2 separate regions of the Homo sapiens genome follow, and region 2 is linked to region 1. Evidence: chromatin loops called from intact Hi-C (ENCODE). Cell type or tissue: mucosa of descending colon. All regions are shown on one strand. Links, peaks and the distances in the headings refer to the core of each region. The heading gives the core; the rest is flanking DNA. Region 1 overlaps ANPEP (alanyl aminopeptidase, membrane). Region 2 overlaps ARPIN-AP3S2 (ARPIN-AP3S2 readthrough).

Region 1 (10,514 bases), core at 3,421-5,920:
TTGTACTTTTAGTAGAGACAGGGTTTCACCATGTTGGCCAGGCTGGTCTTGAACCCCTAACCTCCAATGGTCCACCCGCCAAGGCGTCCCAAAGTGCTGGGATTACAGGCGTGAGCCACCACGCCCAGCCAGACATAGGAATTTTATGGGAACACAGTTCAGCCGCCTCAGCCTCCCAAAGTGCTGCTATTACAGGCATGAGCCACTGCGCTCAGCCATACAGGAATTTTATGGGGACATAATTCAGCCCATAACACCATGTGTTAGGTGCCAGAGAGAAAATATTCCCCAACTAATGTGAATTACAGGGAAATAAATGATCAGAGCCCAGGTCCTAAACACAAGGATGGGGGTTTGTGTGAGGTGCTTAGGGACCAGGATGCGGTAACCTGGTGGGAGGCGAGGTTGGCAGTACCATCTCATTCTTGAGTTACCTGATTCCTTAGTCCTGCTGCCTTGATTGCGGTGTCTTAAGAGTAAGAGGCACTGCCAGGATCTTGGGAAAAGGATGCCAAGATCTATTAGCAAAGGCTCCCGTGGGCATGGGAGCCAGCAGTGGTGGTAACTTCCTTCTGTATCTGCTGACTCAGGGAGGAGAGAGTGCAGAAGAGGTGACCTTGGAGCTGGGTGTTGAAGGATATGCAGGAGTTTATCAAGAGGAGTGAGGGAAGAGAGGTCCAGGCAGGAGCAACAGCATGAGCCAAGTCGAAACAGAAGCGTCTAGTGTCTAGAGATGACAGAGAAAAGTGGCAAACAGAGCCGGAAAGGGGCTTGGAGGCAAGTTTGTGGGGAGTTCCACGTGGTGGGTGATGAGGTTTTGGCCTCCGTTTCCCGAATGATGGGCAGCACTGAGGGTTGGGAGTTGGGGGTGAGCTGGTAAGAAGTCTGCTCTCAGTCCCTTCGGCCGCTTCATAGAAATGGAACCAGGCAGGAGGCCACTGCAACAGTCCAGCTTGAGAGAAAGGGAGAGGCAGCACAGAGCATGAGCTGCCTGATTTCCTGGGCTTGAGCTCTTGGCGTGTGGGGCTTTCCCCTCTCATCCTGCAAGGTTGCCCGTTGCCTCTGACACGCCCTGTGGCATCAGGCAAGTCACTCTTTCTGAGCTTCAGTTTTCACAGTTCCTAAAGGAGGAACTATCTTGGGTGGTGCTGAGGTACCTTCTTCCTCTAACCTTCCAGAAGTGCTCTGGTTCTGCCCTTAGGGCCCTGCTGTCCCGAGGGGCTGTCAGCCACAGCTGGAAGGATGAGAAAAATCCAGGCAAGGTTAGAGTAGACACACAGCATTGGGGCCCAGGTTGCGCATTCTACTCGGCTCTTACTTGCTGTGTAACCAAGTGAGACTGACAGATAAGCTTTGGAACCTCCCTGAGCCTCAGTTTCTTCAACTGTGAAGTGGAGACAATAATAGACCTACCTCTCAGGGTTTTAATACTTGGCACATAGTAAGTGCTCAATAAAATGAGTACTGAGGCCAGGCATGGTGGCTCACGCCTGTAATCCCAGCACTTTGGGATGCCAAGGTGGGGTGATCACTTGAGGTCAGGAATTTGAGACCAGCCCGGCCAGCATGGTGAAACCCCGTCTCTACTAAAAATACAAAAAATTAGCCTGGCGTGGTAGTGAGCGCCTGTAATCCCAGCTACTCAAGAGGCTGAGGCAGGAAAATCGCTTGAGCCCAGGAGGTGGAGGTTGCGGTGAGCGAGATCGTGCCACTGCAAGCCTAGGCGATAGAGTGAGACTCTGTCTCCAAAAAAAAAAAAAAACAAAACAAAAAAAGGAAAAAGAAAATGAAAGATTGCGTTAGCTATGCTGACTCCACAGTCTCGAAAGGCTGAGTCAGAGGAGCCACCAAGGCTGCTGCCTACAGAGCCTCAGCACCTTCCATTCCTGCTGGACTTGAGTGCTGAGGGCAGGCAAGAGCGCTGGGCAGGGAATCAGCCGCCAGAGTTCTAGTTGGTTCCTGCTCTTTGACCTTGACCAAGGCTCTGCAGGCATTCCTCTGGCTCTGTGTATCCTCACTGCATTCCAGGATCAGCCATGGAGGTCCTGATGAGTGCCAGCATTGTACACTGCCAGGTGGCATCGTCAGAGGTGTTTGAACCAGAGCGATTCCATCTTGAATAGGGGCTAGGCAAAATGAGGCTGAGACCTGCTGGGCTGCATTCCCAGGAGGTTAGGCATTCTTAGTCACAGGATGAGACAGGAGATCGGCATAAGATACAGGTCACAAAGACCTTGCTGATAAAACAGCATGCAGTAAAGAAACCAGCCAAAACCCGCCAAAACCAAGATGGTGACAAAAGTGACCTTTGGTCATCCTCACTGCTCATTATGCGCTGATTATAATACCTTAGCTGCTAACAGACACTCCCACCAGCGTATGACCGTTCACAAATGCCACAGCAATATGCAGAAGTTACCCTGTATGGTCTAAAAAAGGGAGAAACCCTCAGTTCTGGGAAATCCCCACTTCTTTCCCAAAAAACTCATGAATAATCCACCCCTTGTTTAGCATATAATCAAGAAATAAGGCTGGGCGCGGTGGCTCACGCCTATGATCCCAGCACTTTGAGAGGCTGAGGTGGGCGGATCTCCTGGGGTCGAGAAACCCCATCTCTAATAAAAATACAAAATTAGCCGGGCATGGTGGTGCATGCCTGTAATCCCAGCTACTTGGGAAGCTGAGGCAGGAGAATCGCTTGAACCCAGGAGGCGGAGGTTGTGGTGAGCCAAGATCGCACCATTGCACTCCAGCCTGGGCAACAAGAATGAAACTCCGTCTCAAAAAAAAAAGAAAAAAAAAATCAAGAAATAGCTCTTAAGTTTACTCAGTTGAGCAGCCCATGCTGCTGCCCTGCCTGTGTAGTAGCCATTCTTTGATTCCTTTCCTTTCTTAATAACTTGCTTTCATTTTATGGACTTGCCCTGAATTCTTTCTTGCATGGGCTCCAAGGATCGAGACCTCTTTCCAGTAACGGCACAAGCATGGCAGTATAGACGTCACGCACTCCACCCCAGCTCCAGATGGAGAACTGGCTTCCACTTCTGTGCAGGGAGTAAAGCCAGACAGTGGTTCCAGTTCAGTTCTACTGAGTTGTGACTTCATCTCCTTGCCCTGCAGTTTCCTTATCTGTAAAGCTGACATAAAGATATTCCTTATCTCATGGTACGGTTTAGAACTAAATGAAATAATGTGCATAAACTCTTCTCCCTGGCAGGCCAGCTCTCTCCTCTGCAATGTCCAGGGATCCTAGAGCCCATTAGAAACTCAAGATGGTGAGGCCGGCCCCTCCCACAGCTGGTCCCCAGAAGGTCAAGTGCCAGCCACGGCCGCTGGGTACTGGCGACAGGAAGGGTTGGCCCAAAGTGGCTGGCGGAGCTTAATCTGGGGCGGCCCAGGGAGCCTCCTGGCTGGTGGAGGGACAGAGCACCATCATCCGGGCTGGCCTCCGCCCTTAGCTCACCCTACTCTTTGATGTGCAGATGGTGGTGGGGGATGGGGGGCCTTCCTGGCCCCAGGCCTGCCTGCTTCTCACAAGGGGGAAGAGGGCCAAGGGTGATAATAAAACCCAGCTCTCCTTATGCGTCAGGCCATTTGCTAAGTACATGTATCTCCTTCAATCCACACACCAGCCCAACAGCTCTGACACTGCCTCGTTGTGCAGATGAGACCTAGGCTTGGGCATGTGGGTCCCTTGTCTAAGAAACTGAAACCAGACCTGCTGGACTCCATGATTCCAGCCTGCGGAGCTGGCTGTGGGTGTCTGTTGGAGGTGACTCCTAAGGACCCCTGTGGCTGTTCCCGCCTTCTCCCCCTCCTCTCAGCCTTGGATGTTCAACTGGGCCTTGCGGGGCAGAGGCTGAGGGGAGCCTGCCACAGTGGGGCTCCATTTGTCAAGAAATGCTCACCAGGGCCAATGTGTGCGTGGAGCTGCGCTGGTCCCAGGCCTTCTCAGAGTTGGCCCTGACCATCTTCTGCCCCAGGCGATGTGGAGGGCACAGCCCCCACTTTATGAGCCTGGCAAAGCTGTCCCCACCCCATGGTTTGCCTGCTCCTCAGCCCAGCCCATCCCTGTGTGCTGCTCTAGAAAACAACCTCTTTATGCATTGGTACCCACACCCCACTCCACCCTTCCACCACGGAAGACGGTGGGGCGTGCCCTTGGCCAGTGAAGGGTGGCACCAGGTATGGGACCCTGTGCTTGCTGCCTTCACTGCACAGACCTGTCCCGCATTGTCCCAGGTATCCCAGGTGTTCCCGTGGAGCAGGAAGAGGGGCACGGCCAGCACCCTGCACCCTTGCCTCATGTTAAGGAGGGTGCTTCCTGGAGAGCACTCCCTGCGCTCTGCCAGGGCCCCTCTCACCACTCACTGCGGGAGCACTGGGTCCACAGCTCCCCACCACCCAGCAGCTCCAGCTGCCATCAGAATAGGAATAAAAGGAGCCCTGCAAACCACCCAGCTAGCTCAGTCAATAGAGCATGAAAAGGAGCCCGGAGTCCTGCAGGCAGACATGGAGGCACAGGCGCAGGGCACCTGCAGGAAGGGCCGGCAGGCTGGGCACGTCTCCCCTCCTGTGCTCTGGGGTCCCAGACTCCACGGTGCTCCGCATGCACCCAGCTTCCCCCACCCGGCCTCCCCAGCTGCTGTATTGACCCACTCCTGCTTTAGTTTAGTAATGAGTCTCACTCATCTAGAAATCCTTTATTTACATTTTCTCTTAGAAAAAAATATACAGATCTGCTGCCCTGTTGATTCCTCAGATTTAGGGTCTTTAGGGAAAGGTGAAAGAGGGTACAGGGCGGCCCCCAGCAAGGCCGTTCATTGTCCATCGAGAGCTTCTGCTCATCTGGCCCTGGAGCTGGGCTTCCCTGAGATCAGCCCCAGGGCACTGGGCGACAGGTGCCATGCCAGGCCTAGGGCGGGGTTGGCATGAGGGGCAGGGGCTGGGAGGTGCTCAGGCAGCCTGGGTCATCAGGAACTAGACTGGCTCACAGGCAGAGAGAACGTGGGCTGGAGACTTTGTCCTTGAGGGGAGGACACTGGTGCCTCGGGCTCCAGGAATGGAGGCCCTGCACCAGCCGCTGGGATGGACACATGTGGGCACCTTGCATGGGGGCCGGGTGACTTCAAGGGCTGGGGACTATTTGCTGTTTTCTGTGAACCACTGGAGCACCACCTCCTTGTTCTCCTTCACCCACTTGATGTTGGCTTTCGTCTTCTCCAGGGCTTGCTCCAGGGCCCGGGTGCCTGAGCCGAAGCCTGTTTCCTCGTTGTCCTTCTTGAACTGCTCCAGCTGCCAGAAAAACAAAAGATTCTCAGTCCGGCTGGGTCCCTAACAGCCTTGAGGAGGAGCTCTCTCAGGCCTCTGGCTTTCCACTCCCACTTTAGAGTCCCCATGGATGGGACCACACCCTGTTCCAGGGATAGGCAGGACGTCCACCTTGCTCCCGGGCAAAGTCCTTGTGAACACAGAGGTTGCAAAATGACAATCCCAGGCAAAACCTGGCTCAGGGAGATTCTGGCCTTCAGGTGTAATATTTTATTATAATATCAATCCAATCAAGAGAGTAGAGAGGGGCTAATGAAGCAACCAGCCAAATCTAAAATGTGGAAATTTCTATACCACAAATGATCCAGTTGCTTCAGTAAATAAATGGGTTTAAAAAAAAAATACTCCTACAAATTAGAAGAGTTATCAGTCCTGGAGGTTCTAGCCAGGCAATCAGCCAAGAGAATGAAATGAAAGGAATCCAGAAAGGAAGAAGTAAAACTATGTGTATGACATGTTTGCATACATAAAAATTTTAAGGAATCCATTAAAAAATCTATTAGAACTAATGATTTCTGCAAGGTTGCAGGATACAAGAGCAATACACAAATATCAATTGTATTCCCATACATTAGCAATGAAAAACCTGAAAATGAAATTAAGAAAACAATTCCATTTACGATAGCATCAACAAGAATAAAATATTTAGGAATAAATTTGACAAAATAAGTGCAAGACTGGAATGCCAAAAACTACAAAACATTTTTGAAAGAAATTAAAGAACACCTAAGTAAAAAGAAAAAAGACCCAAATAAATCTGTGTCCATGGACTGGAAGATTTAGCATCATTAAGATGGCAATAGTCCCCATATTGCTCTAGAGATTCAATCCCATCAAAATTTTAACTACTTTTTTTTTTTTTTTTTTGCGGAAATTGATCAGTGATCCTAAAATGCATAAGAAATTGCAAGGGACCCAGAATAGCCAAAACAATATTGAAAAAGAACACAGTTGGCCAGCCTGGGCAAGATGGTGAAACCCTGTCTCTGCAGAAAAATACAGAACATTAGCCGGGCATGGTGGCATGTGCCTATAGTCCCAACTACTCAGGAGGTTGAGGTGGGGGGATCACCTGAGCCTGGGAAGTTGAGGCTGCAGTGAGCTGTGATCTCACCACTGTACTCCAGCCTGGGTGACAGAGTGAGACCCTTTCTCAAAAAAAAAAAAAGCAAATTGGAGGACTCACACTTCCCAATTTTAAAACTCACTACAAAACTATAGTAATCAGGACAGTATGGTACAGGCATAAGGATGCAAATATAGATGAATGAAATAGAATTGAGAATCCAAAAACAAACCCTTATATTTACCGTCAATTGATTTTCAACTAGGTTGCCAAGACCATTCAGTGGGAGAAGAACAGTCTTTTCAACAAATGGGACTTGGACAACCGGATATCCACATGCAAAAGGAATGAAGTTGGACCCCAACCTCATATCATATACAAATATTAAGTCAAAATAGATCAAATGCCTACGTTTGAGTGAAAACATAATAAAACTCTTTTTTTTTTTTTTTTTTTTTTTGAGGCAGAGTCTTGCTCTGTCATCCAGGCTAGAGTGCAGTGGTGCGATCTCAGCTCACTGCAAACTCCGCCTCCCGGGTTCAAGCAATTCTCCTGCCTCAGCCTCCCGAGTAGCTGGGATTACAGGCGCCCGCCACTGCATCCAGCTAATTTTCGTATTTTTTAGTAGGGACGGGGTTTCACCATCTTGGCCAGGCTGGTCTTGAACTCCTGACCTCATGATCCACCTGCCTTGGCCTCCCAAAGTGCTGGGATTACAGGCGTGAGCCGCCATGCCTGGCCAATAAAACTCTTAGAAAAAACATCGTCAGGTCTTTTGTGGGTTTGAAAAATTTTTTTGAAATAAAAAAATAGGTATAAATCTTCATGACCTTGGGTTAGACAATACTTTCTTAGATATGATACATAAAGTATAAGCAACCAAAGGGAAAAAAAACAGATAAATAGGATTTCATCAAGATTTAAAATTTTGGGTATCAAAAGACCTATTAAGTGAGTGAAAAGACAGTCCATAGAATGGGAGAAATACTTGCAAACCCTATCTCTGATTAAGGGTCTAATATTCAGAATATATAAAGAACTCTTACAATAAAAAGACAACCCAATTTTAAAATAGCAAAAGACTGGGCACAGTGGCACATGCCTGTAATCCAAGCTACTCAGAAGGCTGAAGTGGGAGGGTTGCTTGAGCCCAGGAATTTAAGGACAACCTAGGCAACATAGTAAGACCCTCTCTCGAAAAGAAAAATAGTCAGTTTTACCCATTTCTCCAAAGATACACAAATGTGTATAAGGCCAATAAGCACATGAAATATTCAACATCATGTCATTCATTACTCATTAGGGAGATATAACTGAAAACCATAATGATACCACTTCCTACCCACTAGATGACTATACTAAAAAAAGAGGGAAAGAGAGATAAGTGTAGACATGGAGCAATTAGAACCCTCATGTGATACACTGCTAATAGGAATGGACAATGGTACAGTTGCTTTGGAAAACATTTTGTCAGTTTCTCAAAAAGTTAAACACAGAGTAACCAAATGACCCAGCAATTCCGCTCCTAGGTGTATACCCAAGATAAATTAAAACATGTTTGTACAAAATTTGCACGTGAAGGTCCATGATATTCATCACAGCCAGAAGACTGAAACAACCCAAATGCCCATCAATGATGAGCTGAAAACAAAATGTGGTACATCCATGTAATGGACCATTATTCAGCCATAAAAAAGAATGATCCCTGCTACCGTATGCATGAATCTTGAAAACATTACACTAAGTGAAAGAAGGCAGACAGACACAAAAAGGCTGTGTGTATATGATTCCATTTTATGAAACATCCAGAATAGGTAATAAATCCATAGAGACAGAAAGTATATTAGTGGTTGCCAGGGGCTGAGGGGACCAGGTAGGAATAAGGAGTGACTGCTAATGAGTACAAGGTTTTTTTTTGGCGTAATAAAAATGTTCTGGAATTAGACAGTAGTGATGGTTGTACCACATGGTTTTTTTCTGTTTGTTTGTTTGGTTTGGTTTGGTTTTGGTTTTTTGAGACAGGGTCTTGCTCTGTCACCCAGGCTGGAATGCGGTGGCACCACCTCCGCTCACTGCAACCTCTGCCTTCCTGGTTCAAGCGATCCTCTCACCTCAGTCTCCTGAGTAGCTAGGACTACAGGTATGCACCACCATGCCCAGCTTATTTATTTATTTATTTATTTATTTATTTATTTATTTAGAGATGAGATCTTATGATATTGCCCAGGCTGGTCTCAAACTCCTGGGTTCAAGGGATCCTCCTGCGTTGGCCTCCCAAAGTGCTGGGATTACAGGCATGAAGCACCCCACCCACCCTACCTTGTTAGTTTACTGAAAACCACTTAAAATGGTGAGTTTGATGGTCCATGAATTATATATCAATTTTTTTTTTTTGAGACAGAGTCTCACTCTGTCGCCCAAGCTGGAGTGCAGTGGCACAATCTTGGTTCACTGCAACCTCCGCCTCCTGGATTCAGGCAATTATTCTGCCACAGCCTCCCGAGTAGCTGGGACTACAGGCACCCCCCACCACACCCAGCTAATTTTTGTATTTTTAGTAGAGACAGGGTTTCACCATGTTGGCCACGCTGGTCTGGAACTCCCGACCTCAGGTGATCCACCCACCTTAGCCTCCTAAAGTGCTGGGACTACAGGTGTGAGCCACCACGCCCAGCAAATTATATCTCAATTTTTAAAAAAGACAAACTAACTTAATCCAAGTTGACTTTGTCAAGCTTCTAATTCAAGCATATATATCAATTGTAAAAAGACCTTTTATAAACAACTTAGAAAATTTGAATATGCCTTGGGTATATGATAGTAAGAAGATAATCATTTTCCTGGGTTTGCTAAGGACAGTGTGATTATGTTTTAAGAATCCCTTTATTGCTGGGCGCAGTGGCTCACACCTGTAATCTCAGCACTTTGGGAGACCGAGGTGGGTGGATCACTTGAGGTCAGGAGTTCGAGACCAGCCTGGCCAACATGGTGAAACCTCGTCTCTACTAAAAATACAAAAATTAGCCGGGTGTGGGGGCGCATGCCTGTAATCCCAGCTACTCGGGAAGCTGAGGCAGGAGAATTGATTGAACCCCAGAGGCAGAGGTTGCAGTGAGCCGAGATCATACCACTGCACCACTCCAGCCTGCATGACAGAGCGAGACTCAGTCTCAAAAAAAAAAAAAAGCTGGACGCCGTGGCTCACGCCTGTAATCCCAGCACTTTGGGAGGCCGAGGCAGGCAGATCATGAGGTCAGGAGATCGAGACCATGGTGAAACCCCATCTCTACTAAAAATACAAAAAAATTAGCCAGGCGCGGTGGCGGGCACTTGTAGTCCCAGCTACTCAGGAAGCTGAGGCAGGAGAATGACGTGAACCCGGGAGGCGGAGCTTGCAGTGAGCCCAGATCGCACCACTGCACTCCAGCCTGGGTGACAGAGCAAGACTCCATCTCAAAAAAAAAATAAAAAATAAAAAAAATAAAAGAATGCGTTTATTTTTCATATGACTAAATTATTTAGAGGTAAAATTACATGATCAGTGATTTGCTTAAAAATTGCCCGCCCGGAAAAAGTACTGGCAAAATGTTGATAATTGTTGAACCTGGGTAACGGGTACATGGAGGTTCATTATACCACTCTTCCCTTTTGTGCCTATACAAAAATCCCAAGATGAATTTTTTAAATTGAATTATCAACATTTCCAAAGTCTGGCTACTCGGCTTCCTCTGTAAATGAGGAAGGCCTGGCGGCGTGGAGCCTGTGCTCCCTCAGGGCCACGTGGGAGAAGAATGGAGTGCCCCTTTGGCCTGGGAAGGAAGTAGGCAGAGCCCAGGTCTGGGGAATGACTTCTTACCTGCTGCAGCTCATACTCGGTGGAGAATCGTCGTGTCACTGCCTGGATGAGGTTGGAGAAGGAGAACGAGCCACCACCATAACTGCAGGGAGGGAGAGAGGTGAACTGTGAGGGAGGCCGGGAACTAAGGAGGCTCATCCTCACACCTACTGGGTAGGGAGCCATGATTATAGAGGAGATGAAATGACACGCCCTGGGAGACCCCACTAGGATGTGGGGGAGTCACAGCTTGAACACAGGTCTGACTGCCGAGTTCCTCAC
Region 2 (10,514 bases), core at 3,305-5,804, 68 kb after region 1:
AATCGAATCCATAGAAACCTCTAATCTAGATCAATCCCTCTCCAGGTCCCTTGCACTGTAGGGCAAATGCCTGTTGTGCTACAAAAGACAGAGGCTCACATTCCTACTGTGGAGTCTTTCTCAAAATAACTGTGTTATACATAGAAGACAAAAACACTAATCAAATATAAAAGAGCATGGTCACAGTGCTTGTATTAAAACATGAGGATGCCAATACTGCAACACTCAAGTTTTGAAAAAGAATTGTTAATCACTGACAAGACTCTAGTCTACTATATAAAAAGCTGAGTGCTGATAGCTTTTTCTTTTTATTTGATACAGAGTCTCGCTCTGTCGCCCAGGCTGGAGTGCAGTGGCGTGATCTTGGCTCACTGCAGGCTCCGCCTCCCAGGTTCATGCCATTCTCCTGCCTCAACCTCCGGAGTAGCTGGGACTACAGGCACCCGCCACCACACCTGGCTAATTTTTTGTATTTTTAGTAGAGACAGGGTTTCACCGTGTTAGCCAGGATGGTCTCGATCTCCTGACCTTGTGATCCGCCTGCCTTGGCCTCCCAGGCTGATAGCTTTTTCTACTCCTTCGTGGCATAGCTGGTTTCATTAATTCCTAGGAAAGGGCTTCAGAAAATAAGTAGGGAAGAGATTGTTGAGAGATGGGAAATGCATCATTTTCTTGTCTATACTTGGGGGCATGGTGGCTATTAATGAGCCAAAGGGTAACGACGCTCTGAGGTGACTCAGCACTGACGGGAAGAGAAAATCATCTGAGAGTCATCTTGGCCCAGAGTCAGACTCTAGTTCCCATATTATACATTTTAGAAAGAAATGAAAAGAGGAAGAAGATATCTTTATGAGTAGTATTGAGGACCTGGTACATATGCCTTTTTCTCTCTTACTCGTACTTTCATTCCAAAGTCCAATGTTTTATCGGTGTTTTAAGACAAGCAAAGGACTGACTATCCTCATTCCCTTGCATCTCTTTTACCTAAAAATGAACATATGGTAATTAGACTCAATGACTGTTGGCTGGATGTCTATGTAGGTGTAACTACAGTGAACAACATGGAACACATTAACAAGTACCAGGCATACTTGACTTCATTGAAAAGTTGACTTCTAGCTAGGGAGACAAAACAATATGCATGAAAGAGACATTAAATCACCATTAAATCATTTTAACAGAAAACTTTAAAAGCGTATTACACACTCCCATGACTTCTAAAAAAGAATATTCTAAATGTAATTGGGCTTTTTTTGGGGGGAGTGCTTTTTTTGCAGCTCATTGTTAATATCTAAGTAATGAATTGTATTTTTTTTTCTTTAGATGGAGTCTCACTCTGTCGCTCAGGCTGGAGTGCAGTGGCACGATCTAGGCTTACTGCAACCTCCACCTCCCAGGTCCAAGTGATTCTCTTGCCTCAGATTCCTGGGTAGCTGGAACTACAGGCGCCCACCACCACGCCCGGCTAATTTTTTGTATTTTTAGTAGAGACGGGGGTTTCACTATGTTAGCCAGGATGGTCTCGATCTCCTGACCTAGTGATCTGCCCACCTTGGCCTCCCAAAGTGCTGGGATTACAGGCATGAGCCACTGCGCCCAGCCTATGAATTGTACTTTTTTAAAAAAAAATTATACTTTAAGTTCTGGGGTACATGTGCAGAACATGCAGGTTTTTACATAGCTATACACGTGCCATGGTGGTTTGTTGCACCCATCAACTGGTCATCTACATTAGGTATTTCTCCTAATGCTACCCTTCTCCTAGCCCCCTACCCCCGAGAGGTGCTGTTGTGTGATGGTCCCCTCCCTGTGCCCATGTGTTCTCATTGTTCAACTGCCATTTATGAGTGAAAACATGTCGTGTTTGGTTTTCTGTTCTTGTGTTAGTTTGCTGAGAATGGTGGTTTCCAGCTTTATCCATGTCCCTGCAAAGGACATGAACTCATCCTTTTTTTATGGCTGCATAGTATTTCATGGTAAATTGTATTTTAATGCTAAGATTCCTTCAGGAACTCTCAGGCACATAGAGCTGTCTGGTCCTAAGCAGCTCTGAAGAAAGCAAGCCAAGAAAGCAACTTTGCTTTGTAAAGTTCTGTTTTTCCCTTTCACCTGCTCTTAGTGTCTTCTGAATCACTTTTATGAACTGTTTGATCTTCAGACTGGACATTTCCATGGTTTTCCCTAGATGTCTTCTTGTCATAAAATTCCACAAGACATTCAATCCCTAGCCATTGATTTCTTTCTCTCTTTCACTCACAGGATCATACATTGTTTCAGTGGGCAATGAATGAATCCAGTGGAGCCTTGTCTTACACATCAGATGAAACGGCTGGCTGGTTTAGGGGCCACAGAGATTGAAAATTTGTTTTAAGCATTAGAATCACTCTAAGCACTCTACGATACACATGAGCACAGGCACATGAGAGCAGAGGCAAAGAAGAGCAGATTCAAATCTTCCATGTCACACTCATTCCAGACATATACTAATTAAGTAGAATTGAGGGCATATTCGTACTGTATTTAGAATTTTTCATTTCCTTTTTGTTTTTGGACAAATGGATAGAGTTGAACAAGTTGAATGTTTCAGTGAGCCCACTGTACCTACCACATAAAAGGCAGTGTGTTAGGTTCAAGGCATTCACTGATTTTTTTCTTTTTTTTTTTTGAGACAGGGTCTTGCTCTGTCACTATCACTCAAGCTGCAGAGCAGAGGCGTGATCATGGCTCACTGCAGCCATGGCCTCCCAGGCTCAAGTGATCCCACCTCAGCCTCCAGAGTAGCTGGGACCACAGACCTGCATCACCACACCCAGCTAATTTTTGTATTTTTTGTAGAGACAGGGTTTCACCATGTTACCCAGGCTGATCTCAAACTCCTGGGCTCAAGCAATCCTTCTGTTTCAACCTCCCAGAGTGCTGGGATTACAGCACCTGGCCGATTTTTCACTAAAAGAACATAATCTCTAACAATGTCTATTTTCAAATATGCTTAACATCACAGATTGTTAAGAGCTGGAAGAAGGAAATGAAGATAAGATGTGGACCCTGTCCTTAAAGAGCTTAGAATCAAGTAAGAAAGATTAAACATGTACAGAATTAACTATAATAAAAGGAAGTCTGTGATAAATACCATGACCCAAGTACAAAGTACTATGTTATTTCAGAGAAGGGTGGCCTTAAAACTAACTGGCAATTGGAGGAAAAGGCATCCAGGCAGAGGGAATGGCAAATTACCTAGCAACTCATTCATTATTCTTCATGCTCTACTAATTCATCTTCTTTTTTTTTTTTTGAGACAGAGTCTTGCTCTGTCCCCCAGGCTGGAGTGCAGTGGTGCGATCTCAGCTCACTGCAACCTCCGCCTCCTGCGTTCAAGCAATTCTCCTGCCTCAGCCTCCTGAGTAACTATGATTACAGGCATGTGCCACCACGCCTGGCTAATTTTTCTATTTTTAGTAGAGATAGGGTTTCACTATGTTGGCCAGGCTGATCTTGAACTCCTGACCTTGTGATCTGCCCAACTCGGCCTCCCAAAGTGCTGGGATTACAGGCATGAGCCACCGCGCCCAACTCAACTTCTTTTTTAATTAATAAAAGGATCACTCACTCACTGGCTTCATATTTTATGCTCTTTGAATATATATAGTTGACTGCAGTAAAGTATACTCACTACATATTATTACTTCCTTTTTTAAAAAAACCAGTTCCTATTATGAGTCAGGGTTCTCCGTGAAATCATTTTTTTTTTTTTTAATGTTCTAGCAGGACTTTTTCTTTCTAACCCAGTGTTTCATCCTCCTTTGGCTACTACCTGTTTGCACTGCTGATCCCAAATGCCAAGCACAGTGCTAAGTACAGAAAAAGATCCAGACCTTGTCCTTTTGAATTTCATCCTTCCTTGGTTGCTTATCTGCTAAGAAAACATGACACAAACACATTTCCCCACATTTAGGATGTCAAAGCAGGCGGGAATACTACAGGCAGCATTGCAGAGTGTAGAGGGAGCGGGTCCATAATCAGAGTCCAGGATCTGAATGTGGCTCTATCACTTACCAGCTGTGTGACCTTAGAGAAACTGAGGCTTCCTACCAATAAACCTCAGTTTCTTCATCTGTAAAATGGGGAGAACCAGAGTTCTTAGCTGCCAGGCTTATTCTAAAGATTAAAAAAGATGATGTAGGAAATAAATGAGACACTGTATATAAAGCACTTAGCTATCTATTACGTGCCTAGTTCTTAGTAAGTACTCGGATGTTGGTTAATTTGGTAGTTATAATCAAAGTCATCTTGACCAACCTCTTTCCCAGTGCAGGATTCTGTTCTTTGGCTCCTGCAACAGTATAGATCCTTCACTCTGGTGACAGATCCTTCGCCTCCATGAAGAGAGCTCACTACTGTTTCCAAGCTGCTCAGTGGGCTGTTGAGCAGCAACAACTGTCAGAGAGTTTTTAACTGTACTGAGCTACAACAAGCATCAAATAATTTCCACCCCCGATCCTACCTGTGTCTTCTGGAGCAACACAGAGTAAGTCCCTGCCCTCTACCCTGGGATTCTATCACTCTGCCTAAGGCAACCACATAGGCAGGCAGATAAGTGAAGCACAATTTGGCCATAAAACAAAAAAAGAAAAAAAGTCCAAATGCCACACCTAGATCCCATAAAACTGTTTCTAAGGAGACCATCTCCATCCCCACAGTTCCTGCTCCTTCTAAATCACTGCCCATGGAACAGCCCTGTGCCCCAGTCCACCTGCTCGCCCTTTACATGCTGGCTCAAAGACTTCCAAAGCTGTAACATCCCTAAACACAAGTTACAAAAATAGTTCAGTATCACTGGAGTGTAAAGTTCAAAGCAAGAGGTGAGGCTAGACAGGCAGGCTGGGCATGCTCATGGAGGTCTTTGTACATAAGAAGGGGCTGCAGCTTCACCCTTTTGGCAGTGGTCCCCAACTTAAAAAAAAATTCATGAAAATTCACTTAAATAACACACTTCCCTCAATCACTCAGTGTCACTGAACTATCATAAGGTTTTGAGGAAGGTGGTGGAGGGGAGTGAGGCATGTCCTTCTCCTTAAGAATCACTGCAGCTGGGGGTATACATCAGCAAGGGAGTTAGTAAAAAATACATTTTTAAATATATCATTAGGAAGGTGTGTAAAGGATAGTCTTAAGGCACAATATAGGAGGCAGAGAGACTAGTAGGAAAAAAGTAAAAATAAAGACAAATTCACCATTTATTGAACTAAGCAATTATTCACTAATTCCGATCCTCAAATAATTGAATGGTGGATATTACTGTATTATATCAAATCTAAGACTTCACTGATTGTAAAACATACTATTTTTATGTGCTACTACAAAAGAAAAATGACATACCATTGATTATAAGAAAAATCTTGATTTGAGATGTTAAAATTATAAATGGTACCCAAAAAGTGAGTCTAAAGAATCAATGAGGGCTGCCACCCCGTCTGGGAAGTGAGGAGTGTCTCTGCCTGGCCGCCCATCGTCTGGGATGTGAGGAGCCCCTCTGCCTGGCTGCCCAGTCTGGAAAGTGAGGAGCGTCTCCGCCCGGCCGCCATCCCATCTAGGAAGTGAGGAGCGCCTCTTCCCAGCCGCCATCACATCTAGGAAGTGAGGAGCGTCTCTGCCCGGCCGCCCATCGTCTGAGATGTGGGGAGCGCCTCTGCCCCGCTGCCCCATCTGGGATGTGAGGAGCGCCTCTGCCCGGCCGAGACCCCGTCTGGGAGGTGAGGAGCGTCTCTGCCCGGCCGCCCCGTCTGAGAAGTGAGGAGACCCTCTGCCTGGCAACCACCCCGTCTGAGAAGTGAGGAGCCCCTCCGCCCGGCAGCTGCCCCGTCTGAGAAGTGAGGAGCCTCTCCGCCCGGCAGCCACCCCATCTGGGAAGTGAGGAGCGTCTCCGCCCGGCAGCCACCCCGTCCGGGAGGGACGTGGGGGGGGGGTCAGCCCCCCGCCCGGCCAGCCGCCCCATCCGGGAGGGAGGTGGGGGGTCAGCCCCCCCGCCCGGCCAGCCGTGCCATCCGGGAGGGAGGTGGGGGGGTCAGCCCCCCGCCTGGCCAGCCATGCCGTCCGGGAGGGAGGTGGGGGGGTCAGCCCCCCGCCCGGCCAGCCGCCCCGTCCGGGAGGTGAGGGGCGCCTCTGCCCGGCCGCCCTACTGGGAAGTGAGGAGACCCTCAGCCCGGCCAGCCACCCCGTCCGGGAGGGAGATGGGGGGGTCAGCCCCCCCACCCGGCCAGCCGCCCCGTCCGGGAGGGAGGTAGGGGGGTCAGCCCCCCGCCTGGCCAGCCGCCCCGTCCGGGAGGGAGGTGGGGGGGTCAGCCCTCCGCCCGGCCAGCCGCCCCGTCCGGGAGGTGAGGGGCGCCTCTGCCCAGCCGCCCCTACTGGGAAGTGAGGAGCCCCTCTGCCCGGCCAGCCGCCCCGTCCGGGAGGGAGGTGGGGGGGGTCAGCCCCCCGCCCGGCCAGCCGCCCCGTCCGGGAGGGAGGTGGGGGGGGTCAGCACCCCCGCCCAGCCAGCCGCCCTGTCCGGGAGGTGAGGGGCGCCTCTGCCCGGCCGCCCCTACTGGGAAGTGAGGAGCCCCTCTGCCCGGCCAGCCGCCCCGTCCGGGAGGGAGGTGGGGGGGTCGGCCCCCCGCCCGGCCAGCCGCCCCGTCCGGGAGGGAGGTGGGGGGGTCGGCCCCCCGCCCGGCCAGCCGCCCCGTCCGGGAGGGAGGTGGGGGGGTCGGCCCCCCGCCCGGCCAGCCGCCCCGTCCGGGAGGGAGGTGGGGGGGTCGGCCCCCCGCCCGGCCAGCCGCCCCGTCCGGGAGGGAGGTGGGGGGGGGGGGGGTTGGCCCCCCTGCCCGGCCAGCCGCCCCGTCCGGGAGGTGAGGGGCACCTCTGCCCGGCCGCCCCTACTGGGAAGTGAGGAGCCCCTCTGCCCGGCCACCACCCCGTCTGGGAGGTGTGCCCAACAGCTCATTGAGAACGGGCCAGGATGACAATGACGGCTTTGTGGAACAGAAAGGCGGGAAAGGTGGGGAAAAGATTGAGAAATCGGATGGTTGCCGTGTCTGTGTAGAAAGAAGTAGACATGGGAGACTTTTCATTTTGTTCTGCACTAAGAAAAATTCCTCTGCCTTGGGATCCTGTTGATCTGTGACCTTACCCCCAACCCTGTGCTCTCTGAAACATGTGCTGTGTCCACTCAGGGTTAAATGGATTAAGGGCGGTGCAAGATGTGCTTTGTTAAACAGATGCTTGAAGGCAGCATGCGCGTTAAGAGTCATCACCAATCCCTAATCTCAAGTAATCAGGGACACAAACACTGCGGAAGGCCACAGGGTCCTCTGCCTAGGAAAACCAGAGACCTTTGTTCACTTGTTTATCTGCTGACCTTCCCTCCACTATTGTCCCATGACCCTGCCAAATCCCCCTCTGTGAGAAACACCCAAGAATTATCAATAAAAGAATAAATTAAAAAAAAAAAAAAAGAATGGACTTTCCCAGGCCAGCTGTGGTGGCTCACGACTGTAATCCCAGCACTGTGGCAGGCCAAGGCGGGCAGATCACCTGAGATCAGGAGTTCAAGACCAGCCTGACCAACACGGAGAAACCCCGTCTCTACTAAAAATAAAAAAAATTAGCTGGGCGTGGTGGTGCATGCCTGTAATCCCAGCTACTTGGGAGGCTGAGGCAGGAGAATTGCTTGAACCCAGGAGGCAGAGGTTGTTGTGAGCTGAGATTGCACCATTGCACTCCAGCCTGGGCAACAAGAGGGAAACTCCATCAGAAAAAAAAAAAAAAAGGACTTTCTCAAAGAAAATGTATTTAAATGTCTGCACCAATAATTCCAGCATGTGTATGAATAAATATGATATGTCCTTTAAAAAAAAAAAAAAAAAAAAAAAGAATCAATGAAATGTGATATCATCCCTGTTTTACAACTGAAGAAAACTGAGGCACAAAGAGGTCTTTAAGAGGGTTGCATAAATTACACAGTTAGAATCTGGTAGAGTCAGAAGCCCACAAAGGCAATTCATGCAGAATCCCACTTGAGGAACACAGGGTTCCTAGTTCCTCCTGAGTGCACCCAGAGGTTATCTCCCAAGGGAGCAAAGGCAAAGTGAAAAGTGAGCCCACCCCGAAACTAGCCAGTATGCACAAGTCATAACCTTCAAAGGCAAGGTCTAATTAGAATTTGGTTTTAAAAAATGGGCCTTGGCTGGGTGCAGTGGCTCACGCCTGTAATCCTAGCACTTTGGGAGGCTGAGGAGGATGGATCACTCGAGGTCAGGAATTTGAGACCAGGTTGGCCAACATGGCGAAACCCTGTCTCTACTAAAAAATACAAAAATTAGGGCTGGGCGTGGTGGCTCACGCCTGTAATCCCAGCACTTTGGGAGGCCGAGGTGGACAGAGCATGAGGTCAGAAGTTCAAGACTAGCCTGGCCAAGATGGTGCAACCCCGTCTCTACTAAAAAAATACAAAAAATTAGCCAGGCATGGTGGTGCGCACCTGTAATCCCAGCTACTCGGAAGGCTGAGGCAGGAGAATTGCTTGAATCCAGGAGGCAGAGATTGCAGTGAGCCAAGATCACACCACTGCACTCCAGCCTGGATGACAGAGTGAGACTCCATCTCAAAAAAAAAAAAAAAAAAAATATTCGCTGGGCGTGGTGGTGCGCACCTGTAGTCCCAGCTACTCAGGAGGCTGAGGCATGAGAATTGCTTAAACCCGGGAGGCAGAGGTTACAGTGAGCCAAGATCATGCCACTGCACTCCAGCCTGGGCAACAGAGTAAGACTCTGTCTTAAAAAAAAAAAAAAAGAAAAGAAAAGAAAAGAAAAAGAAACCCACAAAATTGGGACACATATCTATTTCACATCAACTAATCAACTCTGACTGTCCTGTATTGTTTGGATAACCAACAAAGTATTACATACTGACACTATTCCAAAGGCGTTTACAATCTACTAGAAACAGTTAGAATTAAAAACTTGAGAGCATGAGCAAGAAGACAAACAGTTTGGAGAACTACAATACCGAAGTTTAGAGAAAGCTTCATCAAAAGTAAAAACTGGGCTGGGGCTGGGCACGGTGGAGGAGAGACAGGGTTTCAACATGTTGGTCAGGCTGGTCTTGAACTCCTGACCTCAAGTGATCCATCCACCTCGGCCTCCCAAAGTGCTGGGATTACAGGTGTGAGCCACCGTGCCTAGTTTATGAGCTTCTTACAGGTAGAAAATTTGAGTTTTATATCTTTGTATCTCTATATTTAGCGCAGTGTCTTTTTCCTAATGAATGCTTAATAAATGATTGTTGTTTGGTAATCAGAGAAAAGACAAAAACACTCTCAGACATCAGTACTTCATCAAGGTCAGAGAGCCAAGGTAAAGACAAATGATTTGCAGAAAGCCTCTAAGGAGGGAGGCACTCGCCTCCCACATATAAAAACCATTTATTCTGTTAAGAAATTTTATTTTAAGTCATCTTAAATTCATTTGGGAAGTATAGAAGATATAAATGCCCAATAATCAGAGAAACTGAAAAGCTGCCATGTGGGATACCTTTCCTAAGATTCAACCATGTTTTCTTCTTATTAGAGCACTCCTCTATTTTTCTGTTACTAAAATTTCTAGCTTCCCTTCTACAAAGTGATAATAAAAATCAAACATTAACTTTTCCTCTAAGAAAATCCATGAAAAAACCATGGTCATCATTGGTAATATTCAACTAGTTCAGGTTCTCCTCCCTCTTGGGCACATAATAGGATCATTTCCCCATCCCTTGGGTGGGAGCATGTGACTGATTTTGATCACTGAAATGTGAGTGTACGAGGATGTGTCACTTCAAGAGCCGGAACACACACATGCCCAGGTAGAAGCATATGTTGAGGAGATTTCCATCAGCCTGGACCTCAGAGGAACTACAGTCAGCAGACACACCACAATGGCCACATAGCACGAGTGAAAAAATAAACCTTGCTCTCATAAGCCATTGGGATTTTGGAGTAATGCATTACCTAGCCTACCTTGATTGATACAAAAATCAAGCCTGGAAAAGGGTTCTTAGTTAGGAATCAAGAGATTCTGCTTTGCTGGGTGTGGTGGCTCACACCTGCAATCCCAGCACTTTGGGAGGCTGAGACAGGCGGATCACCTGAGGTTGGGAGTTTGAGACCAGCCTGATCAACATAGAGAAACTCCGTCTCTACTAAAAAAAAATACAAAACTAGCCGGGTGTGGTGGCGCACGCCTATAATCCCAGCTAGGCAGGAGGCTGATGCAGGAGAATTGCTTGAACCCAGGAGGTGGAGGTTGCAGTGAGCCGAGATCACGTCATTGCACTCCAACCTGGGCAACAAGAGCGAAACTCCATCTCAAAAAAAGAAAGAAAAAGAAAGAAAGAAAGAAAGAAAGAAAGAAAGAAAGAAAGAGAGAGAGAGAGAGAGAGAGAGAGAGAGAGAAAGAAAGAAAGAAAGAAAGAAAGAAAGAAAGAAAGAGAAACTCTACTTCTTA

What was found. Hi-C counts contacts between places; a loop is a spot of excess contacts. Peaks named below come from ENCODE experiments on the same cell type or tissue, not always from the same donor. Only the 100,000 strongest peaks of a DNase experiment are listed, where the experiment ranks them.
Region 2: it touches region 1 in a loop (2.6-fold over the local background); 6 of 110 quality-filtered maps call a loop at or near these places.

Annotation. Positions count from the first base shown.
Region 1 is chr15:89,780,207-89,790,720 of GRCh38, forward strand. ANPEP (alanyl aminopeptidase, membrane) reads right to left here. Exons shown (of 21, transcript NM_001150.3): 20 at 10,254-10,335; 21 at 4,689-5,295. The coding sequence ends at 5,143. Among named protein-coding and RNA genes, the nearest start is that of MESP2, 9.1 kb to the left of the region's middle. RefSeq lists enhancers at 1,732-1,791, 2,856-3,518, 3,519-4,180, 4,181-4,843. In mucosa of descending colon, for the core only: no CTCF peak of the experiment used is centred there; DNase peaks (open chromatin) are centred at 4,155, 4,585, 4,945 and 5,385.
Region 2 is chr15:89,848,065-89,858,578 of GRCh38, forward strand. The region is part of intron 8 of ARPIN-AP3S2 (ARPIN-AP3S2 readthrough); the gene reads right to left. All of the region lies in intron 4 of AP3S2 (adaptor related protein complex 3 subunit sigma 2), which reads right to left. It overlaps MIR5094 (microRNA 5094), which reads right to left and starts at 2,657; the gene lies at 2,573-2,657. RefSeq lists enhancers at 142-1,341, 3,653-3,702. In mucosa of descending colon, for the core only: no CTCF peak of the experiment used is centred there; a DNase peak (open chromatin) is centred at 4,744; H3K4me3 peaks cover 389 bases.